2 separate regions of the Homo sapiens genome follow, and region 1 is linked to region 2. The links are chromatin loops, found by intact Hi-C in ENCODE. Cell type or tissue: testis. All regions are shown on one strand. Links, peaks and the distances in the headings refer to the core of each region. The heading gives the core; the rest is flanking DNA.

The links. Hi-C counts contacts between places; a loop is a spot of excess contacts. Peaks named below come from ENCODE experiments on the same cell type or tissue, not always from the same donor. Only the 100,000 strongest peaks of a DNase experiment are listed, where the experiment ranks them.
Region 1: a loop joins it to region 2, with 3 times the contacts of the local background. A loop is called at or near these places in 102 of 110 quality-filtered maps.

What each region holds. Positions count from the first base shown.
Region 1 is chr9:32,962,990-32,972,902 of GRCh38, forward strand. It overlaps APTX (aprataxin), which reads right to left. Exons shown (of 8, transcript NM_001195248.2): 8 at 9,627-9,913. Among named protein-coding and RNA genes, the nearest start is that of APTX, 34 kb to the right of the region's middle. In testis, for the core only: a CTCF peak has its summit at 5,636 (motif pointing left); a DNase peak (open chromatin) is centred at 5,622.
Region 2 is chr9:32,574,605-32,585,431 of GRCh38, forward strand. No RefSeq gene overlaps it. Among named protein-coding and RNA genes, the nearest start is that of NDUFB6, 6.9 kb to the left of the region's middle. In testis, for the core only: CTCF peaks have their summits at 5,316 (motif pointing left) and 7,092 (motif pointing right); DNase peaks (open chromatin) are centred at 5,307, 6,487 and 7,097; H3K4me3 peaks cover 347 bases; H3K27ac peaks cover 2,613 bases.

The DNA of each region.
Region 1 (9,913 bases), core at 2,865-7,864, 390 kb after region 2:
AGCAAAAGAAACTACCATCAGAATGAACAGGCAACCTACAGAATGGGAGAAAAATTTTGCCATCTACTCATCTGACAAAGGGCTAATATCCAGAATCTACAAAGAACTTAAACAAATTTTGAAGAAAAAAACAACCCCATCAAAAAGTGGGCAAAGGATATGAATAGACACTTCTCAAAAGAAAACATTTATGCAGCCAATAGACACATGAAAAAATGCTCATCATCACTGGTCATCAGAGAAATGCAAATCAAAACCACAATGAGATACCATCTCACACCAGTTAGAATGGCGATCATTAAAAAGTCAGGAAACAACAGATGCTGGAGAGGATATGGAGAAATAGGAATGCTTTTACACTGTTGGTGGGAGTGTAAACTAGTTCAACCATTGTGGAAGACAGTGTGGTGATTCCTCAAGGATCTAGAACTAGAAATACCATTTGACCCAGTGATCCTATTACTGGGTATATACCCAAAGGATTATAAATCATGCTACTATAAAGACACATGCACACATATGTTTATTGCAGGACTATTCACAATAGCAAAGACTTGGAACCAACCCAAATGTCCATCAATGATAGACTGGATTAAGAAAATGTGGCACAGATACACCATGGAGTACTATGCAGCCATAAAAAACGATGAGTTCATGTCCTTTGCACGGACATGGATGAAGCTGGCAACCATCATTCTCAGCAAACTATCACAAGGACAGAAAACCAAACACCACATGTTCTCACTCATGGGTGGGAATTGAACAATAAGAACACTTGGACACAGGGTGGGGAACATCACACACCAGGGCCTGTCGTGGGGTAGGGGGCTGGGGGAGGGATAGCATTAGGAGAAATACCTAATGTAAATGACATTAATGGGTGCAGCAAACCAACTTGGCACATGTATACCTATGGAACAAACCTGCACGTTGTGCATATGTACCCTAGAACTTAAAGTGTAATAAATGTATATATATATATATGTGTATGTATGTGTAGATACATGTGTGTGTATATATATGTGTATATATATATGCATGTGTGTGTGTATATACATATATGTGTGTGTGTGTATATATATATATATACACACACACGAAAATTAGCCAGGCATGGTGGCAGATGCCTGTAATCCCAGCTACTCGCGGGGCTGAGGCAGGAGAATTGCTTGAACCTGGGAAGTGGAGGTTGCAGTTAGCCAAGATTGTGCCATCACACTCCAGCCAGGGGGACAAGAGTGAGACTTCGTCTCAAAAAAAAAAAAAAAAGTTTTCAATTTTTAAATTTCTACTGCTATCAGCTTTTTATTCTGAATATTGTTTATTTTTGCCTTCTTTATAAATCAACTTATGTCATTATTACTGTTATATGCAATATATGTTTTACATAAGAAAATAAATGTCTTTTCTCACTAAAAAAAAAAATATTCCCCATCTGATAATGCTTAAAAATGCTTCAACTGGACATTCACGGAAATGAATCTAAATAACAATCTTACCCCTTTCACAAAAATTAACTCATAGACATAATGGATCACAGACATAAATATAAAACATAAAAGTATAAAACTCCTAGAAGATAATATAGGAGAAAATCTAGGTATCTAGGTGACCTTGAGTTTAGCAATGACTTTACAACACCAAAATACAATTTACAAAAGATAAAATGTAAAAATTGGACTTCGTTAAAATTAAAAATCCTTCAATTGAGGACAAAGCTTTTTGTTGTACAAAAAGAATTGAAATGCAAATTCCTGTCTGGAAAAGATAATAGTGATCTGTAAAATCATGCTGAAGTATAAAAGACTAATAGCAGATCCTGTGTTTCTGTGCTCGGGGGTAGAAGGCTACTCATGTATAAGAAAATAGGAAGAAACAATATTTGTGGGCTAAGGTGGAAGGATCACTTGAACCCAGGAGTTCAAGGCTGCAGTGAGTTATAATCATGCCATTGCACTCCAACCTAGGTGACAGAGTTAGAACCCATCTCAAAAAAAGAAAAAAGAAAAAAAAATTTGTGAAATATACAAGGAGCAAAGCCTTATCCTACACTTAAGCATCCTGACATGTGACTTCTCTGATGGAAACAAGAAAACCTGATGGTTCAGGTCTTGAAACTAGAGTAAGTATTTTCTTCTTATCAACAGCCAAGGCAGTCTCTGTAAATCTCAGGTCCAACCCAACATTCAATTTATAGCCATAAATATTTTCATTATTTTTAAAAATTTATTTCATCATAAAAATAAAATTCTTTTTTTTTCTTTTTGAGACCCAAAAGAGACTCCAGCTTGTCACCCAAGCTGGAGTGCAGTGGCATGACCACGGCTCACTGCAGACTTGACCTCCCAGACTCAAGCAATCCTCACCTCAGCCTCCTGAGCAGCTGGGACTACAAGTGTTTGCCACCACACCCAGCTAATTTTTTAACTTTTTTTTTTAGAGATGGAGTCTCACCATGTTGCCCAGGCTGATCTCGAACTCCTGGGCTCAAGCAATCTGCCTGCTTCAGCCTCCCAAAGTGCTGGGATTACAGGTGTAAGTCACCATACCCAGCCAAAAGAAAATTCTTAATATTAAAGTATATGAACTTTGACTCAAAAGTTTTTTTTTAAAGCAAAAGAAAAGGCAAAAATAAGAGTTATAAAGAAAACCTACTTTTCTAAAAAACAGCGTTTTATAAGCAGACATCTAGCAAATATTATCAAGAAAAAAAGAAGAAATACAAAATGCAAGAAATGAGAAATTGGAATAGGAACAACAGAAGTCAAAATGTGGCCAAAAAGGCCAGGTGCAGTGGCTTATGCCTATAATCCCAACACTTTGGAAGGCTGATGGGAGGATCCCTTGAGGCCAGGAGTTCAAGATCAGCCTGGGCAACATGGTGAGACCCTGTCTCTACCAAAAAAAGAAAAAAAAATTAATCAAGTATATAATCTTTGTTTGTCTCTCAAAAATATATTAAAAGGGACTCATTTATACCCAGAGAGACCAACCCTTCTTCAAATCCCCTTCTTTTCCCCAAATCTCCCAGAGCCCTCCAAAGCTCCCACTTCCCAGATGCCTCAAAGTCTGCCCCAAATATTCACCTATCTTTTTCAGTCCTTCACCCCCTTCTGTCTTCACTATGTAGATTGGTTTAGCTTCACTAACTTTTTTGTTTTCTTTCCACTTCTCCCATTACTTGATTTCTCTAACACAAAGGATGTTCTGGGAACTGATCCAACAAGCCAAAATTCTAACCATTCTTCTCATTTTCCATCTTTTCTTCCCCTTTTCCTGATACTTTTGTTAAAATCTGGGGACCAGGCCAAATACATAAATCAATCTATAAATCTTATTCCCCAAACCCATCCCATCACGAATGTTTCAGAGTCAAAGTCAATACTGAAAGAGAAGCCCTAGGGAACCAAGAGGATTCACCCCCAGAATTCAAGGTGGTTCAGTATTTGGAAACCAAATGTAACATTTCATATCAACATAATTTACAAGGGAAATCATGGGATCTCAATGGGTGGTGAAAGGCATTTGTAAGTACAAACAGAAAGTTGCTATGGACAGCAATTTTGAATAACTAAAATGTAGTTGGTGTCTCGCAGACATTGAGGTTAGGGGCAAACAGAGAAAAAGCCACTATTTTTCTAGATCTAGTGTTAGGAATATCAGATCCATCAGATCAAATGAATTACCTTCACGTGTGTCATTCTCAGACTCAAGCAAATTTGGTCTTGAAATCTGGCCTTGCAGGATGCCTGTCTCTGGAGGGCCACAGAACACTCGAATGGAACTGGCATTATTTGTAAAAAAAAAAAAAAAATTAGCCACTTTTTGTTGTATCAGCTATTAATATAAATAATTGAATGTTGATTACATTCCTTTGTGACCTATCACTTTTTAAAAATAAAATTTGAGGCTTTTTTCACACTCCCAAATATGTATTCACTGTAGCTAATTTAGAAGCGTGCACAACAATATAACACAATTTAAATTATCCACATTCTTACCACCAAGAGAGGACCGCTAATTAACGTTTTAGTATATTCTCTCCCAGCATGAATTTGGGAATGCAAGCACTCTTGATGTTTAATTAGGACATAAGTTGGTTGCTGATATTATAAGTCACTTCTATGTTTCAAATCCCTCAATGGAACATCAGAGGCTACTAGAATAAAGAGTTCTGATAGATTCTCCAGGCAAGAGATTAAACTTTGCCCCAAAGCACCAGAGAGATTAGATGCCCAGTGGTAGCAGAGTGACTTTCTGTGTGTAGTTTGGAAAAAAGGACTGCCAGTTGGTTCAAAATAATTAGAATCTAGGGGATACACACACACACACACACACACACACACACACACACACACACACACACACGCACACCAGCTGAGAAGACCTGCCCTAGAAAATCCATGGATTATTGATTTTTGGGGTGCTTCCCTTGAAATTACATGCAAAACATATGGGAAAGGGGCTATCATCTTCACCAAATTTTGGATCTATGACTCCCTCAAAATGTCAGGACCCCTGGTACATAAAGTCCTTTTCAATTTTAATATTCTTGTACTCTTTGGCATTGGAGCTTTTATTCTGCCTGCTTAAAAGACAGAAGGCTTGGAAGAGATGGAAGACAGATGAAGCTAGGTTCTTCTATCAAAAGGAGGTTTGCGGGGAAGCTGGCCCATGGAAAATGCAGACACAGCCCTTTACCTTCTCTGTATATTGACCGTCCTGCTTTGACAGTGCTTCCTCTAATATTTGACCACCAGCGACTTAGCAATTGTCGATGTAAAAATGATGCCATTTTTGAAGAATATGCCCAAAAGAAGTGTCTGCTACCAGTGCTACTCCCAGGTATTCTTGTGATGTGAACAACAGTCACTAACTTGGGGTCAAATTAAGAAAATTTGCCAGCATATTTTCAATGCCTACCATGCATTGACATGCCCCAAGACCCATTTCATGATTGCCAGAATCAGGCTTCAACCTTGGCTCTAGCCAACTTATTATTTTTTTTAATAGAAAGAATGTTTTTTGGGGTTTGTTTGTTGAGACACAGTCTTGATCTGTCACCCAGGCTGGAGTGCAATGGCACGATCTCAGCTCACAGCAATCTCTGCCTCCTGGGTTGAAGCGATTCTCGTGCCTCAGCCAGCCAAGTAGCTGGGATTACAGGCGCGTGCCACCACACCTGGCTAATTTTTGTATTTTTGGTGGAGACAGGGTTTTGCCATGTTGGCTAGGGGCTAGGCTGTTCTCGAACTCCTGACCTCAAATGATCCGCCAGCCTCAGCCTCCCAAAGTGCTGGGATTATAGGCGTGAGCCATCGCGCCCAGCTTCCAGCCAACTTTAGAGTCTATTTCACCTCTCAGCCAAACAGCCTCCCAGTCAATCGTGTATGTTTTGTATTTTGACCCACACACTGGTTTTCCCTCAAACTTCTATCTTAATTAGGAGATACGTTAAACACACATCAGTCTTATTTTAAAAGCCCCTTAAATATTTTATTTTGAAGCATTGATTCTGAAACATAAGATACTTTATAAAAGGGCTTCAAAAACAGCTTTGTCTTGTGGAAGACAATTAAAAATTTATTGTTCAAATGCTGCCATCTGGTGGCCAAACATGGCAAGCCCCGAAAATAGACCATTCACAGAAAAGATACGGAAAACCCCAGTTTCCCTAATCACTTGCTTTGTTAGCAAAGATTTGGAAAATTCTGTGGAAAAATATTAACATGCTTATGTTCCACTAATTCTAACCTGTAAGATATACTTTTTTCCCATAAACAATGGCAGTAAGATGTTTATCAGAATGTTTCCAAAGTCATATGAAGGAAAAATGAAGAAGGCAAGAAAAAATGTTTAAATAAAAAAAATTAAAGATCAACACCTGTGAAAAAAAGGGATTTAAAAAATAAAAATAACTGTTTCTAAGGGCAAAGATGCAGACTCACTGGACAACATGCTTGCCAATCAAATTCAGATGTAACAGAAAAAGTTATCTTTTCTACATCCATTCCAAGTGTATTGACACAGGTGTCATTCACTCAACGAAATTTTATTGCAAGGCTGTTTTGTTCCATATTCTTTTAATTTCGTTGGGTACATGATGGAGAACCAAAAAAACTACCTTTCCTAGAGAACCTCATGAGAAACAGGGACCCCACACCGTAAGATTGTACGTACGGTTGCACCCTATGTGGCCCTCAGTCTCAAGTGAGTGTGAGCTAAAAGCTTCTGCTTGCAGGGCATGCCTTTTCTCATTCACATAAAGGGGACATAGAGGCTTTGAGCTACTGCGGGGATGTGGGGGATTCAGATACCTATTGGGGCCTCCCTCCCACATCTTGGGTCTCTTTCCTAATGCCTGGCCAGCTGGAGGGAACACATTTTAGTATTTGACCTATTGACCCTCTTGCTTTGTCATGAACATCTTCCACTTTGTGGGTTCTCGAAAGCAGTCCTAGTCTCTGAGCAATGTATTTGTAACCTAGAGAATGCCTGTGATTCAGCTGCTCAACTGGCTCTTCAGACATCCCCAGATGCCCCCTTCTCTGCCCTGGGCCCAGCTTCCTACCTCCAGAATGCAGCTGGGGAAAGAGCCGCAAAGGCTGGTGGTCTGGTGACCCAGGACATGGAGGTGCCTCTGGACCCTGGCAACTCCAACTAGCATTCTAGGAGGACCTCCCACAGTTTCTGGAGAAGATTCTACAAAAGGTCTTTGGCCAGTAACTAATTCTTCAATGTGAATAAATGATAGTTTTTTTCCTCCAATAAATGTCAAACAGTACTAGTTGGGGGTGGGGGCAGTGGGTTGTGTCAGCTTTCAACTTGTGGCTGCCAGAACTACAATGCTTCTTCTTGGTTGGTAAAATATTTAAAAAAAAAAAAAAAAAAGCCTGGCGCAGTGGCTCACGCCTGTAATCCCAGCACTTTGAGAGGCTGAGGTGGGAAGATCACTTGAGCTCAGGAGTTTGAGACCAGCTTGGCCAACATGGTGAAACCTCATCTCTATTAAAAATATAAAAATTAGCCAGGCATGGTGGTGGGCGCCAGTCCTCCACAGTGACCTGAGACCCCTCCTGTATATCCCAGATGCATGGTAATGACCCTTTTCTCTTGAGATTCTTAAACTGGGGTCCACAGACCCTATGGAAGCACGTCAGTGGCTCCATAAATTCCCTGATAACATATACAAAATGTGTAAATATTCATTATGCTGAAGAGGTTTCACGGCTTTCATCACATTTTTAAAAATTAGTCTATGGTAGAATCTTCAGAGCCCTGCGAAAGTCTCCCTCCAAGTTGGAGTTGTTGGAAGCAGAGGGAAGCATTTAGGCCAACACTGACAGATGAGTCCTAACTCTCTGATATCCAGCCATGTCCAGTCTGTGTGACTATCAGATGCCAGGCTCTAGAAAATATCCCTGAATCTAAAGACATCCTTAACTACCATCTCAAGTATGATCTAGTCCCTACAAGGACCATTTGTACCTGGGTATCTCAGAGACAGGCCCAGAGAAGGAAAAATACTTACGCTCTGAGCCTAAGGCTGGCAGCGTTCATTACAGGTCCCAGACCAAGCCACTGGACTGATCTCTGGGCATGAAGAGGGAACGGGAGCAACTGAGGGGAAGTCATCTCCAGACATGGCTCCTAAGAGCCTGGGGCCAAAGGAGCTCTGCCAAACTCCTGAAGAAAGGAAGGGCTGATCCCTGTAACGAGGGACTCCCCTTCAGCTAATGCCGGAGGTCTCCCCAGACTCTGAAATAACCCTGACACAGCAGAGGGAAGGCAGACCTATGACAGGCCCAGGCAGCTAACCAGAAAATGCTATTTGTGTCCTGGCAGGGAACAGCCAAATCCATAAGCTTCAGAAATGCAAGGTGCTTTGAAGCCAAAGGTTCATTTATATTGTGGTTCTCAAACATCAATAAAATCAAGTTCATCCTGAATGGTTTAAAATGAAGATTCTTAGGCCCTCAGGATTGTGATTCAGTAATTATTTGGTAAAGCCCAAGTGCTTACATTTTTTTAAAGGGAAACCAGTAATTCTGATCTAAGGAGTCCATGGAGTACATATTTAGAAAGTTTCCAGGGGCAGTAAGGCTTCAGATGCAGAGAGAGGCATGGATAAGGTGAATTCCTCTTTCCCAGCCTCCACTGAGATAAAAGCAGAGGCTTCCAGTTACCATTTATTGAGTCTTTCTCTATGCAAGATACTATGCTAAACCCTTTACATAGATTATTTAATCCTTATAACTCAACTCTGTTATGCTCATTTACATATGTGAATTCCAAAGTTCAGAGAAAATAAGTAACTTGCCCAAGATCCCTCAGCTGTGAGTAGCAGAGCCAGGACTGGAACCCAGGTCTGAATCCAGAGCCTGTTTTTAACTAATATGCCCATGATTTTTTTTTTTTTTTTTTTTTTTTTTTTGAGATGGGGTCTCACTCTGTCACCCAGGCTGGAGTGCAGTGGCACAATCTCGGCTCACTGCAAGCTCCGCCTCCTGGGTTCACACCATTCTCCTGCCTCAGCCTCACAAGTAGCTGGGACTACAGGTGCCCGCCACCATGCCCGGCTAATTTTTTTTTTGTATTTTTAGTAGAGGCGGTGTTTCACCATGTTAGCCAGGATGGTCTCGATCTCCTGACCTTGTGATCTGCCCGCCTCGGCCTCCCAAAGTGCTGAGATTACAGGCGTGAGCCACCGTGCCCAGACAATTTTCAAGAGTTTCTGTGCCTGGTACCTGATGACAGCAAATAAAAGGCTATGAAGCCACATGCCCTCTGCAGCTGGGTTGGGGAAGAACGTCCAGGAGCCACAGTGTATGTAGACAACCACCTCAGGAGACGAAGCAGACAATCAAGCAGGCCCAAAGGTCCAGCATCAAGCCAGATAGAAGAACTATGGATGGATGGACTAATGACCTAAGGATTACAATCCTGGAGTGCAGAAGGAGCAGAGAAAAGAGATGAAAGATGTTGGGAATGAGAGATGGACAAAAAGGGCTAAAGGAACTGGCTGATCTCAGGGAAATCAATGAAATGCCACGGAAAGCTTTTGATCAGCACAGGTCCAAGGCCCCTGGGTTCTATGGCTTCTGCTGTTAGTCTTGCATTTATACTGTTCAATTGATAAGAAAAATAATGAGTTGATGCATCAGAATCAATACCAACTTTGGATAGTGCCCAGGAACCATTGTAGAATATTAGATGCTCATCCACTAAAGGGGCATAACAATAGCACGTAACCTCATAGAGTTATGTACAGTGAGAATTCAATGAGATCACTTGAGTACAGTGTTTAGCATAATGCAGGACACACAGGAGTCAGACAAATGTGAGCTGCTATGATCATTAATTATATAATTATTACTATACCTATGTTCACTAAGTAACCACTGTGGCATCTTGTTTGTTTGTGAAAGACATTGAGGTCAAATGTCTCTATGGACTGTGGCTTTTTCTCTCCAGAAGAAGCTTTTGTTAAGGGTGTTTCCTTTTTTCTCACAACTTGAGTGAAAAGTCACATCCCCAAAGATATCCACAATTTCATCAAACCCAACTTTTTAGTTTTCCCTTCACCTTTAGTTCTAATATTATCCCAAAAAACAACTGAATACAACTGTTTTATCCAAATTTATTCTCAGGGAAAAAGAAAGTAGTGGCTCTACGCAACTTTTTCATTCACCAACCACCTTTCCATGCATCAGAACCTATGCTGTGATTGTTAGCTGAACTTCAATAGTTTCCACCTACTTAAGAGAGATGCCTCAAACAAATTAACTTTATTTTCAGACAACAGGTCCAAGAAGACTTCACAGCTCAATCATGACGAACATGTGGCTGTTTCCTCACAGCCAGGAACCCTCGGTATTAGAAGAAAACTCCAACCCCCCACACCATCATCTAG
Region 2 (10,827 bases), core at 3,351-8,350:
TGAGTCCTTATATAATGAACTGCAACCCAACTTAGTATGCAATTTAACTCACAGCCTAACTTAGGAATATACTTCTGTAACAAATAACTGAGTCTCAGCCAATCATCACAGGTGGTCAACTGATCAGCCCATGTTCAAATAAGGCAAAGGCCAACCTGTAGCCAATCAAGCTGTTTCTGTATCTCATTTCTGTTTTTTTTCTATGCGTGCTGCCTGGCCTCTTTGTGGAACGATACTTTCTGAACCTCCTCTGGTTCTGAGGGCTGCCTGATTCTCAAATTGGTCATTGCTCAATTAATTTCTGCTAAATTTAATTTTTCTAAAGTTTTAATTTTAACAATATCATTACAAAACAAAATTAAATTTACAAAAAGCAGTCCATAAAAATCAAGTAAAAACCAGTAGCTCTTAATTGGTCCACTTGGTGGCATAATCTCAAAGGTACACATCATTCTAAATACAATAGCCCTTGTAACAACGCTAGGGTTAGTAGTGCCAATCCCCTCCACTTGGCACAATCAAACATCCACATATAACTTTGGACTCTCCAAAAACTTAATAGCCTACTCTTGACCAGAAGTTTTACTGATAACATACAGTCAATTAACACACATTTTGTATATGTATTATATGCTATATTATTACAATAAAGTAAGCCAGAGAAAATAAACTGTTATTAAGAAAATCATAAGGAGGCAAAGAGAGGGGTTGGTCTTGCTGTCTTGGGGTGCCAGAGGCAGAAGAAAATCCACGTATGATGGACCCTCGAAGTTCAACCTGTTTTTTTCAAGGATCAACTATAACTTTAAACCATTGAATTATTGTAAATCCACTGAGAGACAACCCGCAAAAACAAACAAAAAAAAAACAACTTAAAAAAAATCTTGGCCAGGCGTGGTGGCTCACGCCTGTAATCCCAGCACTTTGGGAGGCCAAGGCGGGTGGATCACAAGGTCAGGAGATCGAGACCTTCCTAGCTAACACAGTGAAACCCCGTCTCTACTAAAAATACAAAAATTAGCCAGGTGTGGTGGCAGGCGCCTGTAGTCCTAGCTACTCGGGAGGCTGAGGCAGGAGAATGGCATGAACCTGGGAGGCGGAGCTTGCAGTGAGCCGAGATCGCGCCACTGCACTCCAGCCTGGGTGACAGAGAGAGGCTCCGTCTCAAAAAAAAAAAAAAAAAATCTTAAACTGTTTTAAATAATCATATTGAGGATAGTGGTGTTGATCATGGTATTGTTAATCTGACACTGAAAATAACTGTTTACGTGAGTGTTGTAAAAACTGATCTTTTTTGGTATGGGGAGACATGTATATAAATTGTATGTGTTTAAGTAAAAATCCTATAGTCAAATTGTGAACAGGAAGAATCAGTATGAACTCATATTGTATTTTATCTTTAAAAATGTATATAATTTTGTCTTAGCTCTACCTGTTGATAATGGCCTAAAAGAAATTGGCAAACCAATAATCATGAGCATCTTTTGTTCTTAGGTTGTGATCTCTCATGTACATTTTCCACTGAAAGGAACTAGGACTGCTTGAAGCAGCAGTTCTCAAAAGTTTTGCTTCCAAGACTTCTTCAAATTCTTAAAAATTGTTGGAGATCCCAAAGAGCTTTTGTTTATGTGGGTTAATCTATTGATGTTTACTGCATTAGAAATTAAACATTTTAAAGTAACAATGTACTCATTAAAAAATTAGTGAGAAGAGTGCCATTGTTTTACATTTTTGTAAATGTCTTTAATGTCTTGCTTCATAAATGACAGCAGAATTGTTATAACTGCTTCTGCATTCAATCATAATGTAACACATCGTATAGCCTCTGAAAATCCCCATGTATATTTGTGAGAGAATGAGACTTTATAAGGGTAAAATAAAAAGGGCAAACAGTCAGTCATCTGTATCTGTGGGTTCCACAATTACATATTCAGCCAACCACAGATAGAAACTATTCAGGAAAAAAAACAATAAAAAGTAATATGAATTTTAAACAATACAGCCTAACAACTATTGACAGAGTATTGACATTGTATTAGGTATTATAAGTAATTGTAACTGAAACACAGGTTTAGTCACTCAACACTTGCAGAGTCCAGTTAACAAGAGCGAGGTCTGGTATAAAGAAAGTGACTTTGTATTCCAAAGCTAGCTTAGGGGAAGAAGTATGGGCTTCCAGCCTCAAAGGTACTGCTCCACTTTTGGAGCAGAAAGTGGGTACTTTCGAAAGGCAGGGGAGACAGCAAGTGGGTAGGAAGTCCACATGCTAGCTTGGCACCTTATCTACTAGGCAGTCAAGTTGGCATCTTCATGGGCAGAAATAAGTTATTAAAATGGCCAAAAACTTTCCCGGTGGGAAAGAGTTTCTCATCATGTATACTTTGGGTTGTAAATCGACTGTTACCTCTTGAGGCAATCTCCTGGTGGGTGAGAGTTTGTTCTGGAGCTTCTGAGTACAAAGTTAGATGAACTTGCCCTGTAGGGAGTGTCTGGTGAAGGGGAGGTAAAGGTTATAATTGCATTTCAAACGGGCTAGTAGGAAGTGGAGAATAGCAAGAAACAGAAGAGAAAAGAAGAAAACTAATAAAAAAAATAACTCATTCTCTTTTTCTTAGAAAAATGGGGATACTCAGTTACATAACCTAGAGATGATTTAAAGTATATGTGAGGATGTGCATAGGTTATATGCAAATACTACCCCATTTTATATGAGGGTGCTAAACCAAACTAAAATCTGGCCCGAGAAAGTCTCCATACTTGCATACTGGAGTTCTTACTTAGGAATTGCAACCTAACTTAATAGATAAGCAAACTGAAAAATCTAATGGAGACATACTTCTGTAACAATAGCTGCATCTCAGTCAATCACTGCAGCCATACTTCAGCCACTCACAGGTGGCCAACTGTCCAAACCAGGTCTAAATAAGGCAAACGCCAAGCTGTAACCAATCTGGCTGTTTCTGTACCTCACTTCTGTTGTGTTTTTTTTTTTTTTTGTATTTCAGTTTCCTTTTTCTATTCTTAAAATCTCTCCAACTGTGCAGAAATAACTCTCTGAATTTGCTGTGATTCTGAGGGCCCAATTTGCGAATTGCTTTTTCCTTGATCAATTAAACTTTGTTAAATTTAATTTGTCTACAGTTTTTCTTTTATCAAGGGAGATGAGCATCTGTGGATTTGGGTATCTGAGAGGGGTCCTGGGACCCTCAGTATCCTTGGGGACATGGATACTGAGTGATAACTCTTACTATGAAAATAATCTTGACATCACGGACCCCATAAAAGGATCACAGGGACTCTTAAGAGGACCTGGGCCAAACTTTGAGAACCTCTGCCTTGGAAAAATGGCTAACCCCAGGCCTGGGTCGGATTAGGAAACGTAAAGAAAGCCTGGAACATCTTATCATGTCGGAAAGCAGGGAAGTTTTAAAGGCCAGTAGGGTTATGTCAAAAGGATTTGGGAGCCAACTTAAATAGGTTCCCACTGGTTAAAGATGGGAAAATTTGAGCATCGACAAGTATAATAACTTCAGTGGATTGAAAAATATCAAATATATTCACATACATGAATTCATAATGATTTTTTAAAACCTCACTTGTCACCTTTGGATGATGTTAGGGAACTGTGATGTTGTAAAACAGATATTTGGTCTTCTTCCCATTTCCTGGCACATAGCTTCTAAAATCCTTGGAATCTCCAAAGTGATGTGTCTTTTTGTATGCTAATGATTCATGACTGGCTTTCCCTGGATAGCCTCAGGATAAGAATTGGTCACTGGAAACAATAAGGCATAATTACAGGGTTGGGGCTTCCAGCCCCAACACCTCAACTTTTGGTGAGGAGAGAGGGCCTGAAGGTTGAGTTCATTACCAATGGCCAATAATTTAATCAGTCATGCCTGTGTAATGAAGCTTCCATAAAAATCCAAAAAGACTGGATAGCTGAACATATGGAGGTTCCTGGAGGGTGGCAGAGACGGCATGGAAACTCCACACCCCTTCCCACATACCTTGCTGTGTGCACCTGTTCCATCTGACTGTTCTTCTGTAGCCTTTGTAATATCTTTTACAATAATAAGCCAGAAAACGTGTTTTCCTGAGTTCTGTGAATTGTCCGAACAAATTAATAAAGCCAGAGCAGGGCGGTCATAGAAACCCAATTTATAGCCGATTGGACAGAAATATGGGTGAGAACTTGTTACTTCAGATCTGAAGTGGGAAGAACTCTTGTGGGGCTGAGCCCTCAACCTGTGGGTTCTGATGCTATTGTCAAAGGTGTGTGAATCAGAGCAACTCCATCTCAAATAGCTGGGTAAAATGAGGCTGAAACCCACTGGGCTGCATTCCCAGATGGTTAAGGCATTCTAAGTCACAGGATGAAATGGAAGATCAGCACAAAATACAGGTCATAAAGACCTTGGTGATAAAACAGGTTGCAGTAAAGGAGTGGGCCAAAATCCACCAAAACCAAAATAGCGACAAGACTGACCTCTGGTCATCCTTACTGGACACTCCCACCAGCACCATGACGGTTGACAAATGCCATAGCAACGTCAGGAAGTTACCCTATATGGTCTACAAAGGGGAGGCATGAATAATCCACCCCTTGTTTAGCATATCATCAAGAAATAGCCATTAAAAATGGGCAACCAGCAGCCCTCAGGGTTGCTCTGACTATGGAATAGCCATTCTTTTATTCCTTTACTTTCTTAATAAACTTCCTTTCACTTTGCACTGCGAACTTGCCCTGAATTCTTTCTTGCACGAGATCCAAGAACCCTCTCTCGGGTCTGGATTGGGACCTCTTTCCTGTAACATATTTCTCTGTCCTGCAACACTGTCTCCAGGTAGTTAGTGTCAGAACTGAATTGAATTAGAGGACACCCAGCTAGTGTCTCCTGCAGAATTGATTGCTTGCTTGAGGTCGGCTGGTCAGGGGACGGGGAGGGGAGGAGAACACCCCTGCTTCTGGTGTCAGAAGTGGGTTGTGAGACTATAGTGTGAGAAACTGAATTTGTTTTTCCTCTCTATTCTTCAGAAGAACTAACTCGTTTTGAAAACTGGCAAGGAAAAAAAATCAAGCATTTTTCTAGGCTCTCTATACAAATTGCATCTTAAAGTAATAAAATGATTCATGAGGGGAAATTTCTTCAAAGAATCATTAAAAAGCTAATGAAAGAAAAGGGGATGGCACAGTTAGAATATCACCATTTTGCAACTGTTAAAGTTTATTAATAAATCAATGCAGTGGTTTATCCGTCAATAGCTGCAAACATCTCAAAAAGGGACCAACTGCGCCTCCTGGTGGAAAGCTGCCTCATTGCCTGTGAAGTTGCCTTGCCAAACATTGAACCTGAATCTGATCAAGTTTCTAGATCTAACTAGTTATTTAATAACAGAGGAGCTCCTTATACAACACCAAAATGATACATTGAGATAAATCTAGATTGTAGGAACTGCATATAAGTGATTCGGTTTCTTATAAAATATATTGAGTAAAAAGAAAGGAGAGAGAGGAGAATCCATAGATTAAAAGAGACAGAGGGAAATTTAAACATTACCTCGATATATTAGGGAATTGTCATTAATTTTTTTGTGTATGATGATTTGTGGTTATATTTTTGAAAGGAAGTTCTAATCTCTTAGAGATCTCTTCTGAAATATTTATAGATGAAAGGGTAAGAGGTCTGAAGTTTACTTCTGAATAATTGAGAAAGGAGGAAGAAGGCATAGAGAAATAAGACTAGTAATAAGTTGGCAACTGTTGAAGCTATCTGATAGCTAAATGGGGGCTTATTATAGTCTCTCATATACTATTTTGTAAATATTTAAAAATATTCTAAATAAAAAAATTTTTTAATTATGCCTTGAGGCTGGGCACAGTGGCTAATCTCATTGCTTTGGGAGGCTGAGACAGGAGGATTCTGTAAGCCCAGGAGTTCGAGACCAGCCTAGGCAACATACTAAGACCCGCCCCCCCACCCCCCACCAAAAAAAAATGCCTTGAAGTAGTAACTAAACTGTGTATTTAAACTATTACTAATCCTCAGTCTGTCTTATTACATTTTGGACTAAAATTTTGCAAACTACTTACATTGGAACTCTCAACTTTGTTATGGTGAGATCTGAACAATTGATACTAAAGGGAGAGTAAGCCCCTGAGTGCTTAAACATCACAGGAAATACTATATTTAGGTTCCCAATTGTTACCGAGTGCAGGCTCAGCTGCTCACCACTTGCAAAGCCAATAACAAAGATGAACTACAGCTAAAGGAAAGTTACTTTATTCCAGAGCTAGCAGTGGAAAAATGGCCAAAGCTAGTGCCTTAAAGAAACCGTTTCAGCTTTCTAGGTCAAGGGTAAAGGCTAAAGGGGAGTTTGGTATGATGGGCATGCAGGAGTGGTGATAGGGGTCAGCCTATGTGACTTGTTCTGATGACTATCTTGAGCTGTTGCCCCATCTGGTGTGTGGGCTAGTGCCATCTCTGGGACAGCCAGGTTGCAAATTAACTGCAGCCTTGAAGTAATCTCCAGGTGGGGGAGAATCCCACAGTAGACTGAATTGCTTTAAGATTTAGTCTCTGGAACTTCTAAACAAACACGTAATTAGATAAGGGAAACACTGTGCAAAGGGGTGCCTGGGAGAAAGAGTGAGAGCAAAGACTATTATCTCATTGTTAAAGGCAAGACAAGGAACGGGCAGGAAAGAGAGAGAGAAAAACTTTTAAAAACAGGACACTTAGTTACACAATGAGTCATTTGATAACCCAAATGTTTCCTTTGCGAGTGGAGTTAAATACATTTAGTATTTCTTGAATTTGGAACCATCATTCTGGCTTACTCTGGGAAATTACTACATCCTCCCCACTCCCCACCACTACCACATTTGAAAATAAACATAAATAAAATCAATATTGCTTAGAAAAATATACCACTGGCTACTGATGACCACATTTCCATCCTTTCTCACTTATCTCTGGCTGTGAAACTCATGAGGCTGAGTTGAATAAAAAGGGAGCAGTGAGAGACCGTGTTCAGCTTAGCACAAGCAGAAAATGTGGACTCACAAATTCAGATAGTCTGCAAGACCTGGGTAACTACTGGAGACATTCCCACCAGAGGGCACTCTAACTTGCTGAAAAATTAGAAATACAGGTAAATTGCATTTTATCTAAGGCCTCAGTAACCAGCCCACAAAACTCAAAGGAGCTAAAGCACAGTGGGCAGGGAAGAGATGGGGCCAGGAAATAAGATGAGGAGGTGTCTTCTGTCAGTAAGGTTATGTCTTAAACTTTGGATCTGTCTAATAAGGGTCTACACCTCCAGCTATGTTTTTAAAAGCCAGTAGGGTGCTTCATTTGTCCCCTGGCAGAGTGTACTAATTGGGGCACACAGGCCGTGGATTTCAGAGGCTGTGGAGAGAAGACAGCTTTGAGTGCAAGACCTCCCCGTCAGACTGAGTCTGCAACCAGGAATGGAGATGGGAGTTCCACATCCAAGTTCCCTTTCCATTGTTCAGTCAAAAATTTAAGAGCCTTTGTCCTATCTTCATTTTAAGCACCATTTGTCCCACATAATTGAAAAAAAAATTAATTCCTCCAGAAATCCCTTTATCTCCCTGTAAGATTCTTTTTTTAGCAAAAACAAAACAAAACAAAACAAAACAAAAAATATATATATATATAGCTTCACCCAACCACACAAGACATTATTATTTTCAAGGGGACAAGGAGGCAAACTTGCTCATGTTGATCAGAAAAATCTGTGAAGATGCACAAGCGAGGGCATTCTCTTACAAATCCCTACTGTGGAATTTTCTGGTCAGTGTTTTGGAGATACACAGAAACTAATGGCATCAGCAATTCATGGTGGAGTTTGCTACTTATAGGGCAGACGGTCACACACAGTGTACCAGAGACGGAGTTTTGAGCTGCACCTTTAGTTGAATATTAGTTTCCATCTGGGGAGCACAATGGGCTTGACTACCACTGTCTTCTTATCCTTCTGATATTAGTAGAGCAGAATCACTTGTCTGACGTCTTAAACATTTAGTAGTCTAAAACAATATTCATTTGCTCAAATTTGACTTCTAGTTGGACCCCAGCGCTCTCAGTGGCAAGTGGTGCGGTGCCAGTGAAACTCTCTTCAGAAAGAGCAACTGATTGGCCCGGCGCAGTGGCTCACGCCTGTAATCCCAGCACTTTGGGAGGCCGAGGGGGGCGGATCACGAGGTTAAGAAATCGAGACCATCCTGGCTAACACGGTGAAACCCCATCTCTACTAAAAATACAAAAAAATTAGCCGGGCGTGGTGGTGGGCGCCTGTAGTCCCAGCTACTCGGGAGGCTGAGGCAGGAGAATGGCGTGAACCCGGGAGGCGGAGCTGGCAGTGAGCCGAGATCGCGCCACTGCACTCCAGCCTGGGCGACAGCTAGACTCCGTCTCAGAAACAAAAGCAAAACAAAACAAAGGAAAGAGCAACTGATTAAAATCACTAACTTTGTAACACAGGAGCCCTCGAGTTCTCTGCAAAAGTTTCTGAACTTTGTGTTTTCATTTCAATGATGATTTTAAAACTCTGGCGTGAGTATATTCTAGATCACTTGGATAACCACCTTATAACCAAATACCCAAACCGTATGAGTGTTTACAATTATGTGGGAGCCAAGAGGAGGCCCTGTAATGTTCTGGCACTTTATATGAATAAAGGTTTCATAGTCGTTCAGATGTAGGGAGGTAGTGAAGACAGTCACCTCGTAGCACACTTCACATGACACTTCCTTTAGTAGGTGAGGTAATAAATAGGCCAAATGGAAAAGCATTTATTATGACTTTTAATTGTTCTAATATTTTATTACTATCGCAACTTGGAGGGTGCTATGAAGCAGATCAGCTCTTCAAAACAATGAATTGGTTCAAATGATTGTCATTATTTAAAAGGAAAAATAGAAAAATGCCCGTGACTCAAATAATGTTCCAGTGTGTTCAAAGTCAATGCAATACACAATGAAGCATAAAATCTCCAAATGCATCTTTCCACTATTCAACCCATACCATTGTTTTTGTTTTATGAAAACATTATTCCTTGAATTTTATTAGTTTTATGCTTTTGTTTGCACTTAACTTGAAAATTAATTTCAGTTTTATAGTTGAAACAAACTATACACTGAGTGTATATGTAATTTGATGATTATGAACACTTAAAGGAATAAAAATAATTTAACACTGGAGATATGCAATAATTTTTTGCTCCTCTAAAAGGGATTATTATATTATTTAACTTTGAAAAACACTGTTATAACATCATATAAGTTTATTTTTTCTATAAAGTTATTAATAATCAACAGGGAATAAACTAAAGAAAACCAGAGTAGGCATATAATCAAAAGCTCAGCTGCACTGCCTTTTAGGGACTAGAATGACAACTAACTTTGTAGGATCTAATATTTTTTTCAAAACACATTGTTAGTATTATTTTTAGTTGACAGATAATCATTATATATGTGGCAGGGCATGGTGGCTTACGCTTGTAATCCCAGCACTTTGGGAGGCCAAGGCAGGAGGATTGCTTGAGGTCAGGAATTTGAGACGAGCCTGGGCAATATAGTGACACCCTGTCTCTAGAAAATAATAATAGTAATAAGTATATATATTTATGGGGTACAATATAATGTTTTGAATACACTGTAGAATGATTAAATCAAGCTAATTAATATATCCATCACTTACTAATTTTCTGTGGTGAGACATTAGAAATTTACTCTCTTTGGCTGGGCACAGTGGCTCACACCTGTAATCCCAGCGTTTTGGGAGGTTGAGGCGGGAGGATCACTTGAGCCCAGGTGTTCAAGATCAGTCTGGGCAACATAGTCAGACCCCCGTGTCTACAAAAATTAAAAAATTAGCCCAGCGTGGTGGTGTATGCCCATGGTCCCAGCTACTTGGGAGGCTGGGATGAGAGGATCACTTGAGACTGGGAGGCTGAGGCTAAAGTGAGCCATGATCATGCCACTGCACTCCAGCCTGGGTGACAGAGCGAGACTCTGTCTAAAAAAAAAAAAAAGAAAAGAAAAGAAAAGAAAAGAAAAAAAGATTTATTCTTTTAGCAATTTTGATGTATACACTATTTTAACTGTAGGCACCCTGCTGTGTAACACATCCCACAAATTTATTCCTCTCGCCTAACTTAAATGTTGTACCCTTTGACCAACATCTCTCTGTCTACCCACTCCCCCTTACTCCCAGCCTCTGGTAACTACCATTCTACTGTTTACTTTCATGAGTTTGACTTTTTTTAGATTCCATGTATATGTGAGATCATGTGGTATTTGTCTTTATTGCCTGGTTTATTTCATGTACTATAACGTCCTCTAATTCATTCATGCTGTTGCAAATGACAGGATTTCCGTATTTTTTTAAGGCTGAATAGCATTCCATTGTGTATACATACCACATTTTCTTTAGCTATTCATTCACTGATGAACACTTAGGTTGATTCCACATCATAGGCTATTGTGAATAGTGCTGCAATGAACATGGGGGCACAGATAAAAATCTTTTCAACATATTGATTTCAATTCCTTTGGATATATATCTAGAAGTAGAATTGCTAGATCATATGGTAGTTCTATTTGTAGTTTTTTGAGGAAAGATCTAGTATTCTTAGATGTAAGAGATTATTCTTTAATTTCAACCTAGTAAATTACATTTCATAATGATGCATCTCATGGAATCTCAGAGGTCAAGTGTTTAAGCCTAAAATTTTCTAAAGTCTTCCAGAAAGGTATGTTTTCTTTTTGTTCTTCCTTTCCTTCTTTTCTCTTTTCCC